Regions from separate parts of the Homo sapiens genome. Here region 1 is linked to region 2. Evidence: chromatin loops called from intact Hi-C (ENCODE). Cell type or tissue: CD4-positive, alpha-beta T cell. All regions are shown on one strand.

Region 1 (8,000 bases), 360 kb after region 2:
GCCCACTCTGGGGGTGAGGGAAAGGGTGGCAGGAGGTCCAGAGTGTTGCTCATAGGAGTGGGATGTCCTGGCCATCCAGCTCCACATCAGCCCACCCCAGGCCTGGCTCAAGTCCCTGTATGTTTGTTGACTTATATACTTGTTGGGAAACAGCTGGATGATAAGTTGTTGGCCCAGGGGTGTAGGCATCTCTGGCAGCCCCTAGGCTTGGCCCAGAACCTCTGTCGAAGATGGGGTGTGGTGGGGAGTGGCAAAGACCTGTTTGGCAGTGCCTTCGGAGGGTAAATAAGGAGGTCCTGAAAGGAAGAAGGGGTATGGGAAGGGCATGGCCCAGGCAGTGGCCCGGACAGCCACTGGGTGGGCAGAGGTGGGGAAGGGGCTTGTGGCTTCCAGTGCTGGCAGTGTGGGGAAGGATCGTGGGGATGAAGGGGACAGAGGATAGCTGGGAGGGTGATGAGAGGGTGGAGACAGGGAGGCATCAGCACCAGTTGCACCTCAGAGCCCATAGGAGCTGAAAAGGCCTCAGGGAACATGGCAGCTGAGCCCCATTTGAGCAGGAGGGCTTATTTACGGAGGCTCTGCTGAACTTATTGGAGCTCTGGGAGACCCCAGATCAGGAAACATTCCCCGGATCCCAGGCTGGGGCAGCTGAGAAGGGAGATGAGGGCAGAGAAGCCTCCCTCTCAGCTAGGCCTGGAAGATGAGGTCTTTGGGAGCGGAGGGAGGGTTTTTGCCCATCTCCCCCAGCCTGTGGCCAGGCTGGCATCTAAATCCTGGGGCCAAGAAGGGTGGGGAAGACTGGCTGACAGAGGGACAGACATGAAGGAGGAGGAAGAGACTGCACAGAGACAGGACGTGAGAGAGAGATTGGGGGGAGAGAGGAGAAAGCAAAGAGAGACAGAAAACATGGTTGAGAGATGGAGAGACAAAGGGAGGCAGAGAGAGAGACAGCGAACCTCACAACAGAGAAAGGCAGAAGACAGAGATGGAGAGAGAGTAAAAATAGCTCAGCATTAAGATAATTGCAGCTCGCAGCTCTGCCCTCCGTTAGGAATTAAATGAGGTTTTATTACTTTGATTTTTCTCTCCTGGATCCTACGCGACTTCTCAAGAACTTGGGGAAAAGTTTTTCAGGTGGGCGGCCAGGTGGTGGGGGCTGTGTGGGCGACAGAGGAGGAAGGGAATGGGACTCCTGAGAGCTGGAGGAGGGGTGGGCAGGGGCAAGGAGTGGGGAGGGGCTGCTGGGGACAGTGGAGTCCGGCAGGGGCTGGGGGAGATGGCTAGGACCAGGCACAGGGTGGGGGTGGGAGGGCACTGAGAAGCAAGGGGCCAGGGTGCCCTGCATTCACTTTGACTTAGAATTAATCATATGCAAATAAGATGTAAAAATAATATGCCACTCCTTGGTTATTATTCTTGGGTTAGAAGCACAGGCGGTTGGGTCCAAGGAACAAATTCAAGACCTCATTTGACGTAACTCTGATTGAACTGTGGGTCTCTCTGCTTGGACTGACAGAAAAAGTTGACGGTAGGGTGTCTATTAATGTACCATAGGTCTGAGCACACTATTTTGAGGCGTTTCTTTCCCATCATGTATCTTCACGCCATTGCTGGATGCCTGCCGCGGGGCCTGGCGTGCAGGAGGCCCTGCATTCACCTTTGGAGGGAAAATCTGGGAGGGTGGTGTGAGGCCTTTGCCCTCTTCCCCGGATGGGGGGAGAAGGGACACTGGGATCTGTCCCTCCCTCCTCCCAAGCAAGATGTGTTTACCTGGACAGAACATCAACTGGGAAGTCCCAGCCCTGGGTAGAATTTCAGATCTGTAATTTACTGTGTGAAATTGGACACATTTCTTAGCTACTCTCTGTGCCTCAGTTTCCTTATGCTTCAGAGCCCACCTCACATGGTGGCTGTGACTATTCAATAGGAAGAAAAATAAAGCCCCCGCCAGGGCAGGGTTCCTGATAGCCCTTGACCGAGGTTCCCGCTTAGAGCTCTCGGGATGCGCTTCCAGAAAGAGCCGGCAGGTGGCGGAGTCGGCCAGGGTTTGGGTGGCTGCTGCAGGCACTGTGGGTCTGGAGTTGGGCATCACACCCGTGACCTTGGCACCACAGAGCTGAGCCGGAGCCGGCTGGGTTGGCATGTGGCAGCTGGAAGGGAGGCCCCGGAAGTCCCAGGAAACACCCTTAGAGGAGCCGGGGAGTGCTGGCTGGGAGCACTGGGGTGTCTTTCCCTGCCCTTGGGGGAAGGGAGAAGGGGGGACGCGGGAGGAAGAGGAATTCCAAGACCCACCTCTCTGGGGAAACCCGTGTACCCGAGAGGAGAGGGCAAGGACACCCTCAGTAGGAGCAGTGGTGGCACCAAGACAGGTGGACAACCATCTGAGACACTCATTTACACATGCACTCATTCATTCATTCACCCATCGTCCATCCCTTTGCCCATTCAGTAAATTCACATTGGGTGCTTAGGTGCTTTTTTTCAAATCAGCTTTGTTGAGTTACAGTTTGCCTACAATAAAGTGTTAAATATACATTTCAATGAGTTTTTGGAAATTTATATAGCATTTGACCACCACAATACAGATATATAATGTTTCTGTCACCCCAGAACGTTCGTTTTTGCCCCATCCAAGTCAATCTCCCTTCTCCCCTCATTGGGTGTATCGTAACTCTTAGCACACTATTTTGATACGTGTCTTTCTCACCTTTTTTTTTTTTTTTTTTTTTTTTTGGAGACAGGATCTTGCTCTGTTGCCCAGGCTGGAGTGCAGTGGCGCCATCACGGCTCACTGCAGCCTCGACCTCCTAGGCTCAAACGATCCTCCTGCCTCAGCCTTCTGTGTAGCTGGAACTACAGATGTGCACCACCACACCTGACTAATGTTTTTTTTATTATTGTTTTTTGTAGAGACAGGGTCTCACTTTGTTGCCCAGGCTGGTCTCGAACTCCTGGGCTCAAGTGATCCTTCCGCCTCAGCCTCCCAAAGGCCTGGGATTACAGGCTTGAGCCACCGTCCCTGGCCGCCATCTCTGTTTACATCATCACCGACCTGCCACAGTACCCAGAATACAGCAGGCACTGCATGACGCCGAGAGGATGGTTTGAGAAGTGAATGAATAGATGAATACATGAGTCAGAAATTGACAACGGTGACACATATGGAGCCTCTGTGCTGGGCACCGGGGCTAGGCCCTTCCTATGCACTCTCATTTAATCCTCGCTAGTATCCTTCCAATTCACAGATGAGGCTATTAGATTCAGAGAGGTTCAGCAGCTTTTGCCCAGAGTCTGGGTTCAAACGCAAACAGTCCAACTCCAGAGCCCTCCCTCTTTAACTGCTGCTTTTAACACATTCAGGATGGACGCGTGGAAGATCGCTTGCACGCACTGCAGTGGGCTCCTCTCTTTCTCTGCCCTGGACCAGGTTTCTCTCTCTCAGTCCCGCCGGTTTGGACAGTTCTCGGAAGCAGTAGAGATCGATGTGCGGAGGCTGCCCTCTGGTGGCACAAACGAGTACAGCAGTATATGTGCCCTCTGGCGCCCCCAGGTGGGAGCTGGGAAGTTGAGAAGAGAGCAAGCTGCAGCCCACAGCAGGGGTAGCCTCAGTCCCCGGCACCTGGAGACCCCCTGCTCTGGCCACTGCCTGGTGCCCCCCGAGGTGCCAGCTGAGGCTGCCCCCGAAGAATGCCAGCTGCCGGAGCCCCCCGCCTCCCACTCCCTCCACCAGCCTTACACACACTCCAATCCCGGTCCAGTCGGCTGCTTCCATTCCCTGAAGAAGAGGCCCTAAAGTTAAAACAGCTGTTAATTTATAAACCAATTTTTCCGTGACTGCTTAATAAATCGCCAGCAGCTGCTCTGCCCCGTCCTCCTGCCCAGGCACCCGGCCCCGGGGGCTGCATGGAGAAGCTCAGAGCCGCCAGCCTGCCCTTCCTGCCTTCTTCCCCCAACCTCTCCAACTTGCTCCCATTCACCCAGAAACTGGGCATCTTGCAGGGCAGGTGGGTGGGGGCAGGGGTGTGGACCCTGATGAACCCCGATTCTCTGGTCTTCAGTGGAGTGCTGAGACAGGGATGGGTTTTCTTTCCTAATGGGCTGCAGCCCAAGGGCCATCCCTCCCTAAGTCCCACAACCCCCATATCCCACCCGACTTTCAGGTCCAGAAGGTGGGTGTCAAAGGTTTCTCTAGTTTTGGGGAAATGAGGGTGTCCAGATTCCCTGGGGAAGTCCCCCTGAGCCACCAGGAGGTAAGGGGACCCTGAGATCATGGGAATCCCAGTGTTCTGTCTCAGGGTGGTCCCCCTGACAGATGCTAATAGACTGACTCCCTGACCCTGCTGTGCTCTCAAGGGTGGGCTGGCAGGGGGCAAGAGATGCTGGGATAGCATCCTGTTCTGGAGCTCCCAGTGCCCACCCGTCCTGAGGCTCCAGTGTGGAGGGATCAGGGCCACCTGAATACTCACTTTGCCCAGCTTCTGCTAGCATATAAACAGCACCATGAAAATTCACATGGGGAGGGGCCATGTGAACTGCGGGCTTGAGGCCTGTTCTTTCTCCTTGCATCTGCAAGTTCCAAAGGGACCCAGGGTGAAAGGCCACCTGCCACCATGATCCCTGACTGCTGGGCAAGGGGGTCAATCTGGCTCAGCGTGTGCAGGGTGGTGAAGCACCCCAGCTCAGAAGCTCAAGTCCCAGTTCTACCACTTAGTAGCTGTGTGACCTTGGCCACATCATTTAACCTGTCTTTCCTTCCTCGGTGTCTCCATTTATAAAACGGGGATAACAATAGAATTATGAAAACTAAGCAAGTTGATGCTCATAAGCACACAGTTTAAAAAAACAAGTGATTTATTACAAAGTGTTGCTTAGTATTATCTTCTCATCCCCCTGCTGGAGACCGAAGCTCCTGGAAAACCCAAATAGGAAACCCAAATAGCAATTCTTGAGGTGGGGGTGCCCAAGACATTTCCAGGGGCAATGGGTGGGGGGCAGGTAGGAATGCAGGGACAAATTTTTTTTTCTTTTTTTTTGAGATGGAGTCTTGCTCTTGTCGCCCAAGCTGGAGTGCAGTGGCAGTGATCTTGGCTCACCGCAACCTCCGCCTCCCAGGTTCAAGCAATTCTCCTGACTCAGCCTTCCAAGTAGCTGAGATTACAGATGCCCGCCACCACACCCGGCTAATTTTTGTATTTTTAGTAGACACAGGGTTTCACCATGTTGGCCAGGCTGGTCTCGAACTCCTGACCTCAAGTGATCTGCCCGCCTTGGCCTCCCAAAATGCTGGGATTACAGGTGGGAGCCACCGCGTCCGGCCTATCAGGGACAAAATTTTTAAAACCCAGCCAGGATTCCTGAGTTCTGTGGTCCTCACAAGGCTTTATCATTCTGGGCCCTTCTGTTCTCCCCCACCCCTCCACCCCCATCCCCACCCATCTCCCACTACACAGCCAAGGCCCTTCCTTGGCCTGTCTGGGAAAGGAAGAAAAGGCTCCATCCCACCCCAGCCCCTGGAGCTCCCACCTTTCAAGAAGCAAGTTCTCTCTACCATCTAACTGAAAGCCCTTCCATTTCTCTAGTCATCAGGGGCTACCACAACGCCCTCTTGCTCTTCCAGGAGGCAGAGATCCCAGCAGGGGCAGAGATGGGGAGGGATCAGAGGGCCTGGAGGACTCTGTTGGACTCTGCCCTCACACAAGCCAGGTGTGAGCCTGGCCTTGCTACATCTTCCCTGTGTGTTCCAGAGCAGCTTAGTCAACCTCTCTGAGCCTTGTGTTCCACATGGAGATAATTCCAGAACCTACCTTCTGGGTTGTTGCAAGGTTTGGATGGGATACTGCCCATGAAGTTCTTAGCAAAGGATGTGGTTCAGAGCAGGAGCTGCAGAAATGGTGGTGGGGAGAGGTGGTGTGCTGGAAAGAACCCACACACAGCTGGACTGTCTGGGTTCAAACTCCACTCCACTACTCACAGCTGGGTGACCTTGAGCAGGTTGCTTAACCTTCGTGTGCCCCTGTTTCTCCATCCTTAAAACGGAGACTGTAACAGAACTTGTGTCACTGGGGGGTCGTGAGGCACCTAGAGCTTGCTGAACAGTTCTCCAGCTAAATAAATGTTTGCCGAGTTAATAGTCTTGTTAGTTGCTGTCATTATCATCGGCCCCCACTAGAGCACTGACCCTCCTTAGGCTGTGCCTTATCCAGGGGCTTGTTGATGGCAGAAGGTTGGAGGCTGAGCAGAACCAGACTAGAGACCCTGGCACGGGGAATACCGGCTCAGGACAGGCCCACAGTCCCCACCTCCTTAAGGTGCCCACCTCTGGCATCCTCCTACGCCCTGGCATGAGCACAACTGGTTCTGTCTGCCTCCCCCAGTCAATGGCCCTGCAAAGCAGCCAGCCCCCTCCCTGTGCCCGGGTCCTGACTACCTCCTGGAAATAAAGCAGGGTCCCCAGGGCCCACTCAAGCCCAGGACTACTCTGCCAGGGTGCCAGCTGGTGCCCATGGGGGCGGGGCAGCGGTTTGATCGTGTGGAAGGGGAAAGCTGGAGGCACCCCCAACCTTGTGGCGCCCACCAGATATAAGAAAAGGCTGGGGCCAACCAGAACATCCTTCTAGCTTCCTTCCCCTTGGGAGAAGAGGGGTGGGAGCTAAGATTTGCCTGTCCTGTGCCTCAGTTTACTCAGCCATCCAGGAGATGGAGTCTTCATTCCTGTCTCCCAGGCTACCTGGGGCCCCAAAGCCTTGGCATTGGCCTCTCACATCTCCTAGACCTCTTTCCTTTCTTAAAGAATCCTAGTTCAGCTCCTGGTCCCCGCCCAGGTTCTCTCCTTAGAAGCCACTAAGGAGGACACTGAGCCCCAGAGGGGGAGGCAGAAGCCACCGCACGCCGGAGACGGCCCCTGCAGAATGTGAGGCCGCATCTCCAACTCCTTCTAGGGTGCCAGTCCCCGCCGGGGTCAACGGCGATCCCCACCGCTGCCCCTTCCCGCCGCCACTGGCCCTTTAAGAGCCTCTCCGCGCGCTGCCGTCCCGGATCAGCCAGAGAGACCATTAAAATTTTATGCAGAATGAAAATGGGCCAGGTCTCCAGCTTCCTCGCTCCCATCCAATGATTTATTACTCGCAAATACCACAGAACTAATTAGTATAGTAATTAATTAATACGCATTTGCATATTTGCATGTGCAATTAGTGCAGTGGAGTGATTACTGGGAGAATGAGGGGCCCCGATTGTCAGATGTGAGGGGGAAGTGGCCTGGAAAAGAGTTAGTGGGAATGAACTTTGTAGGGAGCGAGATGGCGGGGAGGGAGGGGCAAGCGCGGGCGAGGCGGGGGGCACCGGGGCACCTCGCTGGGGCACAGGGCGGCCCCGCCCGGGAGCATGGGGCAGGACTCCCCTGCGGGCCCAGGACGCAGGTCGGGGGCCGAGACCCCGGAGCCCCCGCCCCGCCCGGCGCGCGGCCCCGCCCCGCCCCCGCCGCGTGGCATGGCTCCAAGCGCGCGCCTGATTGTTATGCATTGTGTTTCTTGTAGCGAACGGAGCCGGGCGGAATGGGGCTGGCACAAGCTGTTTCCCTGCCACGCGGCGGTGGCACCTTAAAGGGGCAGCGTCCCCTTCCCGCCGCCGCGGCCGGCCCGCCCGGCCCCCGCCGACCCCACCTCCGAGCCGGGGCGACCCGCTCCCCCAAGCCCGGCTCCCCCAAGCGGGAGGCCGCGGGGAGGCCGCCCCGGGAGGGCGCGCGGTCCCATGGGGCGCGGGGCACGTGCCGAGGGAGCCCGGCGGGCAGGAAGTCAGGGCTGCGAGCCGGGATTGGGCGGCTGGGGCGCGCCGGGCGCCGTGCCAGGCGCGGGGCGGGGGTGGCGAGGAGAGAACCGGGAGCAAGCCAGGAGAAGGACAAGGAGGAGAAGGAGCGAGTGGCGGGGGCTCACCGGGCGCCAGGTGCTTGCTCCTAGGACGCCGCTGCTCCTCCTTGCAAAGATTTTGTGAGGCAGGGCTTC
Region 2 (8,000 bases):
AATGAAGAAAACGAGGCACAGCAAAATGAAGTCACTCGCCCAAGTCCCACAGGTACTAACTGTCAGGGTTTGGATTCAAATTCAACTCTACCTCTAAAATCTGTGGGGTTTTTTTTGTTTTGTTTTGAGGTAGGGGGGTCACCCTGTCACCTAGGCTAGAGTGCAGTGGTGCAATCTTGGTTCACTGCAATCTCCACCTCCTGCATTCAAGTGATCCTCCTGCCTCAGCCTCCCGAGTAGCTGGGACTACAGGCAGGTGCCACCATGCCTGGCTAATTTTTGTACTTTTTGCAGAGACAGGGTCTCACCATGTCGCCCAGGCTGGTCTCAAACTCCTGGGCGGGCAGATTGTTTGAATCCAGGCTGGACTCAAACGATCTGCTCGCCTCAGCCTCCCAAAGTGCTGGGATGACGATGTTAGCCACTGTGCCCGCCTCAGCCTCCCAAAGTGCTGGGAAGACAGGTGTGAGCCACTGTGCCTGGCCCTGACAGCTGTGCTCCTCCTAACCACTGTTCTCTACCTCCTCCATGGTGAAGCTTCAGAAGAAAGAGGCAGCAGCACCTTCTCTCTCCTAGAACAACAGAGAGGTCACCCAACGCAACCTCAACTGGAGTAGGGGGTACAGGTTGCAGGGTAGTGGGAAATGAGTTTGGCTGGGAGGGTCCTGATCCCCTGACTTTGAAGAATGACACTACAGGGCAGTGGACGGTTCCCTTGTCACTGTGCAGATGAGTATTCAAATGGACTGCTTTGGCTTCTCTCCTCATGCTACCACAGGTAATAAGATGGGACTTTAGGATGGAAAACAATGCTGTTCCTGGGGATCTGAGGCCAGGCCTGCACCCTTTAAGTTGGCCTGACTCACTCACCTCTTCCAGGAAGGGGAGCAAAAAGTCTCGAGTGGCATTATTTGAAGTGAAGAAGCCCTGCACAGCCTTATACAGAACATAGTGGTTGAGGCGGCGTGATGTGGAAGGCAGCATCCGCAGGGCCCGCAGCACGAATCTCGGCTCCTTGCCTGAAACCGCTTTCTCTAGCTGTTTCACGTGCTCCTTGATGTCTGAAGAAGAGCAGAGAAGAAAATGATGTCACTTTCACTCCTAGTCCCCCACCACTCCAGGCAAGGAGTTCTTTTTTTTTTTTTTTTTTTTTTTGAGACGGAGTCTCACTCTGTCGCCCAGGCCGGAGTGCAGTGGTGTGATCTCGGCTCACTGCAAGCTCTGCCTGCTGGGTTCACACCATTCTCCTGCCTCAGCCTCCCGAGTAGCTGGGACTACAGGCACCCGCCACCACGCCTGGCTAAATTTTTTGTATTTTTAGTAGAGACGGGGTTTCACCGTGTTAGCCAGGATGGTCTCGATCTCCTGACCTCGTGATCTGCCCGCCTTGGCCTCCCAAAGTGCTGGGATTATAGGCGTGAGCCACCGTGCCGGCCAGGCAAGGAGTTCTAAGGAGCCTCTCACAGAGGGGCAAAATGCGACCACTCACCTTTTCTGCCCTAATGGGGTCCATAATATTTACAGATTCCACACACTGATTTTAAGACATAACCAAGTGGCAAGAAAAACATACAGTGGGGGTGCAGGATGGGGTAGAGGATGACAGAGGAAGAAAAGAAAAACCAATTAACTACAGAAACCTGGAGTCCAGATTTATCAGATCTTAATGGAAAAGACTTTCTAAATGTGAACAATGGGAGAAATCACATACGCACAAAAGATTAATGGGCTTGACTTCATTTAAAAAAACCCTTTTAGATAACTGTGTATACAAAAGAAAAATATTTTCAACAAATGTGATCAAAGATTCATATTTTTATTCTATAAAGAGCTTGTATAAATGGTTAAGAGATATAATGGTATAATGATTATATTGCCACAATTTCAAAACAAAAATGGAGACGAACTAACATACAAAGAGGAAAAATAGCTAACAGACAAAAATTATATTCCATTAGTATTTGAGTAATTGCAAATGGAAACATTTTTAAACTACCAAATTTGTAACATTAAAAAAATTATAGGTGGGGCACAGTGGCTCACGCCTGTAATCCCAGTACTTTGGGAGGCTGAGGAGGGCGGATCATTAAGGGTAGCAGTTGGAGACCAGCCTGGCCAACATGGTGAAACCCAGTCTCTACTAAAAATAAAAAAATTAGCCGGGCGTGGTGGTGGGTGACCGTAATCCCAGCTACTCGGGAAGCTGAGGCAGGAGAATCGCTTGAACTTGGGAGGCAGAGGTTGCAGTGAGCCGAGATCGCGCCATTGCACTCCAGCCTGGGCAACAGAGCGAGACTCCGTCTCAAAAAAAAAAAAAAATTATAGAGTACAGTGAAAACTACATTTCTCCTGGTATAATGTAAATCAGCACAGTTTTTCTGGACAATAACTATCAAAAACCTTTAAAATGTTCAGCCTTTTAAACTCAGGCATATAGGTTTTGGTGGGAATCTGTACTGAAGAAATAATTAGAAAAGTAGATTTTTTAAGTTGGGCACAAAGATGATTGCTTCAAAGCTATTTATGATAGCAAGAAACTAGAAACAGTTTAAATGCAAAGCAATAAGGGAATGCAATCAATGAGTAGTTTCTTAGGCACTTCTGTATATTCACCGATTAGCACAGGGTATCTGGGCCACACTAATGATATAAATAATAACAGCTGATATTTATGTGCTAGGCACAGTTTTAAGCATTTTAATGTTCACAACAACCCAATAAAGTACTGTACTATTACTTGTATTTATACAGATGAGGGAACTAATTCCAGAACTTGTACTCTTAACCATTATATTGGGTATTCAATAAATGTTTCTGGAATAAATTGAATGCTGATTATGTTTACGAATGTTAATGAAAACACATAAAATTCAAAATTTATATTTAGTTATGCCTTGATACAAACTGTATACATAACTTGCTCTCAATTATAGGAGAACAGCTCAAAAATTCACAAGAAAAAATGTTAACCATGTTTTTTATCCCCTGCTTTTAACTTCTCATACATTCCACAATTTCTGCAATGAATATGAATTACTTTACAAGAAGAAAATGAAGTGCCTGTAATAAACACACCCAGTAGGCAATGCTGAGTGGCACCTTTGACATTGCTGCCACTACTTTAGGTAAAAGGATCTCTATTAAATATCGATCCTGTTGCTCAACTTTACAGTAAGAGCTGATGTAGTCAACACCATCACATCCTCAAAAGCACCACCTAGGAGGATAACTTTGCTTATCTCAATGTTTTTGAGCTAGTTTCTCACGCATTTTAGTGAAAAGAAAACCTAGTAAGTAGTCTGGTCCCACTTGATCCAGAACCAGGAAAATGGCACCAGGATCACAGTGGGAAGCTCTCACTTTGCCCACTTCAAATGGAAACAGGACGCTGTAAGTGGGAAAAGTAAAACATGAACTTGGAGGAACAAGAGGACTACAGACACTCGAAACAGGAACCTCGGAGAAAAGAAATAGGAGACACCGGTATATAGGAGTTTAGGCCAAAGGTTGAGTATTACAAAACCAAACAAAGATGACACCCGAAAAGTTTTAAGTGTGTATGTACTTAAACCCTTTAGAAACAGAGGGGCAGTAAGGACCTGAAGGGAGGAGACAGCAAGGGGACTGTTGGGACACTTCAGTTAGAGAAGTAGGAAACAAGATACTAGGTCGAAATGGTTCATTCGGGGGAGTGTGCTAAAGGCAGCTAGGACAACAAAAATCTGCTGTACAGTTTTAAAACTCAGGAGTCAATATTCTAGGTCATCCTGGCCCTGTTTACACACAGACACAAACACTGGTTTCCAGCGGGAACAATCAGTCATATATTGGAGGCGCTAAAATCAGTCGGGTGGGATATAAACGGAATAGGTCAGAGGGGAGGACTTAAAAGAGGGAGTCCCCAGGCCCACTGGGACCTAGATATAGATGCAACCCCAGATATGGGGATGGAGGGGATGGGAGGGGAGTGGTTCCCAGCCTGGAGAGAAGGTTCAGTCATTGGGCCTGGAGTCGGGAGTGTCGGGGCAGTGGGAGCAGGTATCTGGGGGTGATCCCAAAGAACTGAGGGTGGTGGAGGCTGCTGTGGCTTCCCAGCAAGAAGCCAAATCACAGGGGTCGCTGTCACCCGCGATCGCGGCACGTTCCCGGCCTGGGCTGCCGTACCCTCCAAGGTGACTGTGTCCAGCTCTCGCTGGGAGTGCTCAGCCGCTGCCGCCGCCGTCTTGCCGTCTGCCTCCCCCGTCGACCCGCCACCCGTCGCTGCCTCCTCTTTCATCTCCACATCCTGGGGGGCCGGCGGCGGTGGGGGTTCTTGTTCTCCTCCGCCGGGCGGCGGTTTCGCCTTGTCCGCGCCGCGGCGCCGCGCCGAGCCCTCCTGCTTCATGGCACCCGGGGTCACGGCCTAGTCCGGGGACCGAGGCCGGGGCCTCGCGTTAACCCTCGCACCGGGGACCAGGAGCCGAGCCGGGCCTGCACACGAGCGCGAGATAGCGTCGGGCCGCACGATGACGGAGCAGCTGCAAACCCCTTCCCGGCGCTGGGCCTTCTGGGAAACGCCAGGCCCGGCAGGCCGATGGCCGAGTCAACAAAGGGGAAATAAATCCACAGCCGAGGTGCAGGATGAAGGAGGAGCTTCGAGGAAGGAGCGGGGAGGAGCCTTTATGGGTTCGTGGGGCTTTCTTTCGAGCGCTTAAGTGTGATGCTTTTATGTTCCTCTCGAGTGCATTTCTGTGGGCGTCCACGAGAGGTCCCCTCAGGCTCCAATCTGGGTTACAAAGGACTTTAAGAGCGCCTCAACCAGCGTGGAGTGGGTACAGCCTATCCGAGCGCGGGACGAGATGACGTCACGAGTTGCCGGGCGGGTTTTGCGCCCAAGTTCGCTCAATTTTCCCCGGTCGCGGCGGGGTCTCCTTCCAGATCCGCTGGGCTTGTGCTCAACGGCTGCCGGGCGCATCCGGCAGGAGGGAAGGAAAGAAGGCTGTGAAGGAGGGACGTGAAGCTAGGGCTGTTGGCCTTAAAATAAACCGAACTGGAGAGTAGGAAGAACCCTATGGGATCCGGACTTCCTTGGTTAGATTTGAGTTTAGTGCTGAACATAAGGCATACAATTTCTGCAGGCTGGGAGTGCCGATAGGTAGGAGCGTGCATTTGCGTAGAATCACTCCAGTTTAACAAAATATAGGGGTCCACCCTATGTACGGCCCACGGTTAGCAAATAGGGGGGTGAAAAACAGCTCAAGAATGTAGTATACGGGGGAGTCAGATGGTTAGATAAGCAGACACTGTGCTCTGGGCTGCGGTGGATTGGGAGTGTTGAGGAAAGAGGGTGGGAGCCCCTACTGGCAGACGCTTTAGGGAGCCCATTGAGAGGGCTTTTATACATCCAGACAGACATTGTGAAATGGGGAACAGAATAATGGTGTGCCTAAGGAGAGAATGATGGTTTACTTAGTGGTGTACCTAAGGGGAAGCAAATTGGACAAGAAACCCTACCCACTTATTTTTCAAAGGACTGCCCCACTGGTTCTGCAGGGAAGGTGAAACAAGGTGAAGGATATAGCTCCCAATTTCTTAGAACACACAACAAAAACTCTCTCCCTACCTTGAAACTTTTCTCTCTCCCATAAGTGGAAGTCCTGAGTTTTAGACCTTTCACGGACCCTACAAGACAATCTAGCCCTGTTGTAAGGACCTAGAAGGCAGGAAATATGTTTTGACCTCCTCCTTTGCATATATAAAGGGTATCCTGCATATCTTTTGCATCCTCTTTCATAGGATTGCAGGATGTTCCTTGCGTTAAACAGCCACTCGCTAACTGGAAAGATATGTGCTCTAGTTTTAGGGAACATGCCTTGACCAGTTCCTCCTCAACTGTCCTCTCACCCTCCAGGGCTGGGGGGTGGATAACAGGACTTTTGAATCATCATTGGAATAAACTCATTAGAACCTCTTCATAACACCATATCTGCAACTGAAGGTGGGCGAGAATGGTAAGGAAGAAAACAGATGAGTTATGTTCATCCTTAACAATCAAAGGAGTTACTCTTCTAGATAGTTAGGGTGTTAGCTCATCTCTCTATTAAGTTTACATCACAAGGAGAAAACAACCAAGTCAGCAGATAACAACCCAGTATATCCATGAGCAATAGAGTGAGGCTTTGGAAGGTGCTCAGGATCAGGGAGGCTGGCGGCATAACACAAAGCTTCTGGCAGTTGGTCATGAATTCTTGGTGGATGAGGGAACCAGGCTGGGCAGGGGGTGACTAAGACACTGGGGGAGAGTCTGACTCCACGGACCAAAATCCTTAGAGAAATTCTTCCACTCATAAAACTTTTTTTTTTTTTTAAACGGAATCTCGTTCTGTTGGCCAGGCTAGGGAGTACAGTGTCGTGATCTTGGCTCACTGCAACCTCCCCCTCTGGGGTTCAAGCGATTCTCCTGCCTCCTTCTCCTGAGTAGCTGGGACTACAGGTGCGAGCCACCATGTCCAGCTAATTTTTAATTTTTTTTTTTTTAATTTTTAGTAGAGACAGGGCTTCACTATGTTGATTAGGCTGGTCTTGAACTCCTGACCTCAGGTGATCCTCCTGCCTCGGCCTTGCAAAGTGCTGGGATTACAGACATGTACTGCACTCATAGAACTACTTTTTTAAAAATTATTTTTATTTTTTGAGACAGGATCTCGCTCCATCACCCAAGCTGGAGTGCAGTGGTGCTATCTTGGCTAACTGCAGCCTCAGCCTCCCAGGCTCAAGTGATCCTCTAACCTCAGCCTCCCGAGTAGCTGGGACCACAGACACATGCCACCATGCCTGGCTAATTTTTGGTATATTTTGTAGAGATAGGGTTTCGCCCTGTTGCCCAGGCTGGTCTTGAACTCCTGGATTCAAGCGATCTGCCCACATTAGCCTCCCAAAGTGCTGGGATTACAGGCGTGAGCTACGGTGTCCGGTCCTGATACTGCTTTAAAAGAGGTTGGTGAAAGATGTTCAAACCCAGCTTTTAGGCAGAGGAGGATGATATAAACCCAGCGGTTTGATGAGATTGTAATATCCATATTAGTAGTAATATGCCAAGCCTACCCACACTACTTCCTCCTACAAGAACCCTAAATTTCAGGGCAGAACAGAGAAAGGTGAAATAATATCACAATTTAGTTTTTAAAGTTTTGGGTTAGTCTTATTCTTGGGTCCCCCTTTTTTTTAAAGGCCCATCTGCATTTTCTGTTCAATAAATTTGAAATCTGTCTTATTTTTGTTTCGGGCTTCTACTATATATCTCTCGGTCTTTCCCTCAACCCAGAGCTAGGGGACTCCCAAATGCTCTTCTTTGAAGACAAACTGCTTTGATATCTTCTCACTTGAGACTCTAGATTCCATTAAAGAAAACTAATTGAACAGAAAAAAAAATCTGGATTCCACATTCTATACCCTCTGAGCATTTTCCAGTTTGCCTGAGGACAGTACAGCATCATATTCATGTACATATGATTTATATGCAGTATGATAACAATTTCTTTTTCTGGCACAAATTAAGAATTTCTGTATGATAAATTCTTTAAAGAAAAACACCAAAAGACATATCATTCCTAAGATTGACATAATATTTTCCATTAATTCCAGTAAAGCTTGTTTTTTGGGGAAGTATAAGTAGGAGGGATTAGGATAGGAAATTAATTAATCTTCTTTTTTTCTCAGTTTTGCTGAAACGGCTCATAGTTTTAAAAGTCTGAGTGCTTCTACTCCTAGAATATTTAAGCACAGGCCGGGCACGGTGGCTCACGCCTGTAATCCCAGCACTTTGGGAGGCCGAGGCGGGCAGATCACTTGAGGCCAGGAGTTCGAGACCAACCTGGGCAACATGGTGAAACCCCGTCTCTACTAAAAATACAAAAATTAGCTGGGTGTCGTGGCACGTGCCTGTAATTCCAGCTGCTCGAGAGGCTGAGGCAGGAGAATTGCTTGAACCTGGGAGGCGGAGGTTGCAGTGAGCCAAGATC

Evidence for each region. Peaks named below come from ENCODE experiments on the same cell type or tissue, not always from the same donor. Only the 100,000 strongest peaks of a DNase experiment are listed, where the experiment ranks them.
Region 1: it touches region 2 in a loop (11-fold over the local background); 25 of 110 quality-filtered maps call a loop at or near these places.

What each region holds. Positions count from the first base shown.
Region 1 is chr17:39,617,633-39,625,632 of GRCh38, reverse strand. LOC124903997 (a long non-coding RNA gene) reads right to left here and starts at 3,791. Exons shown (of 2, transcript XR_007065748.1): 1 at 3,737-3,791; 2 at 2,473-3,557. RefSeq lists enhancers at 2,952-3,241, 6,229-6,729, 6,730-7,230, 6,898-7,401 and silencers at 7,463-7,602, 7,683-7,782. In CD4-positive, alpha-beta T cell, CTCF peaks have their summits at 1,796, 2,007 (motif pointing right), 3,327 and 3,533 (motif pointing left); DNase peaks (open chromatin) are centred at 2,052, 3,492, 7,552, 7,732 and 1 weaker place; H3K4me3 peaks cover 1,570 bases; H3K27me3 peaks cover 684 bases.
Region 2 is chr17:39,977,355-39,985,354 of GRCh38, reverse strand. It overlaps GSDMA (gasdermin A), which reads right to left. Exons shown (of 12, transcript NM_178171.5): 12 at 7,587-8,000. It overlaps PSMD3 (proteasome 26S subunit, non-ATPase 3), which reads right to left and starts at 4,548. Exons shown (of 12, transcript NM_002809.4): 1 at 4,165-4,548; 2 at 871-1,061. The coding sequence starts at 4,384. RefSeq lists a silencer at 4,208-4,257 and enhancers at 3,660-4,637, 4,438-4,717, 4,938-5,117, 5,539-6,738. In CD4-positive, alpha-beta T cell, CTCF peaks have their summits at 4,522 and 4,736; DNase peaks (open chromatin) are centred at 4,684 and 5,294; H3K4me3 peaks cover 2,468 bases; H3K27ac peaks cover 1,493 bases.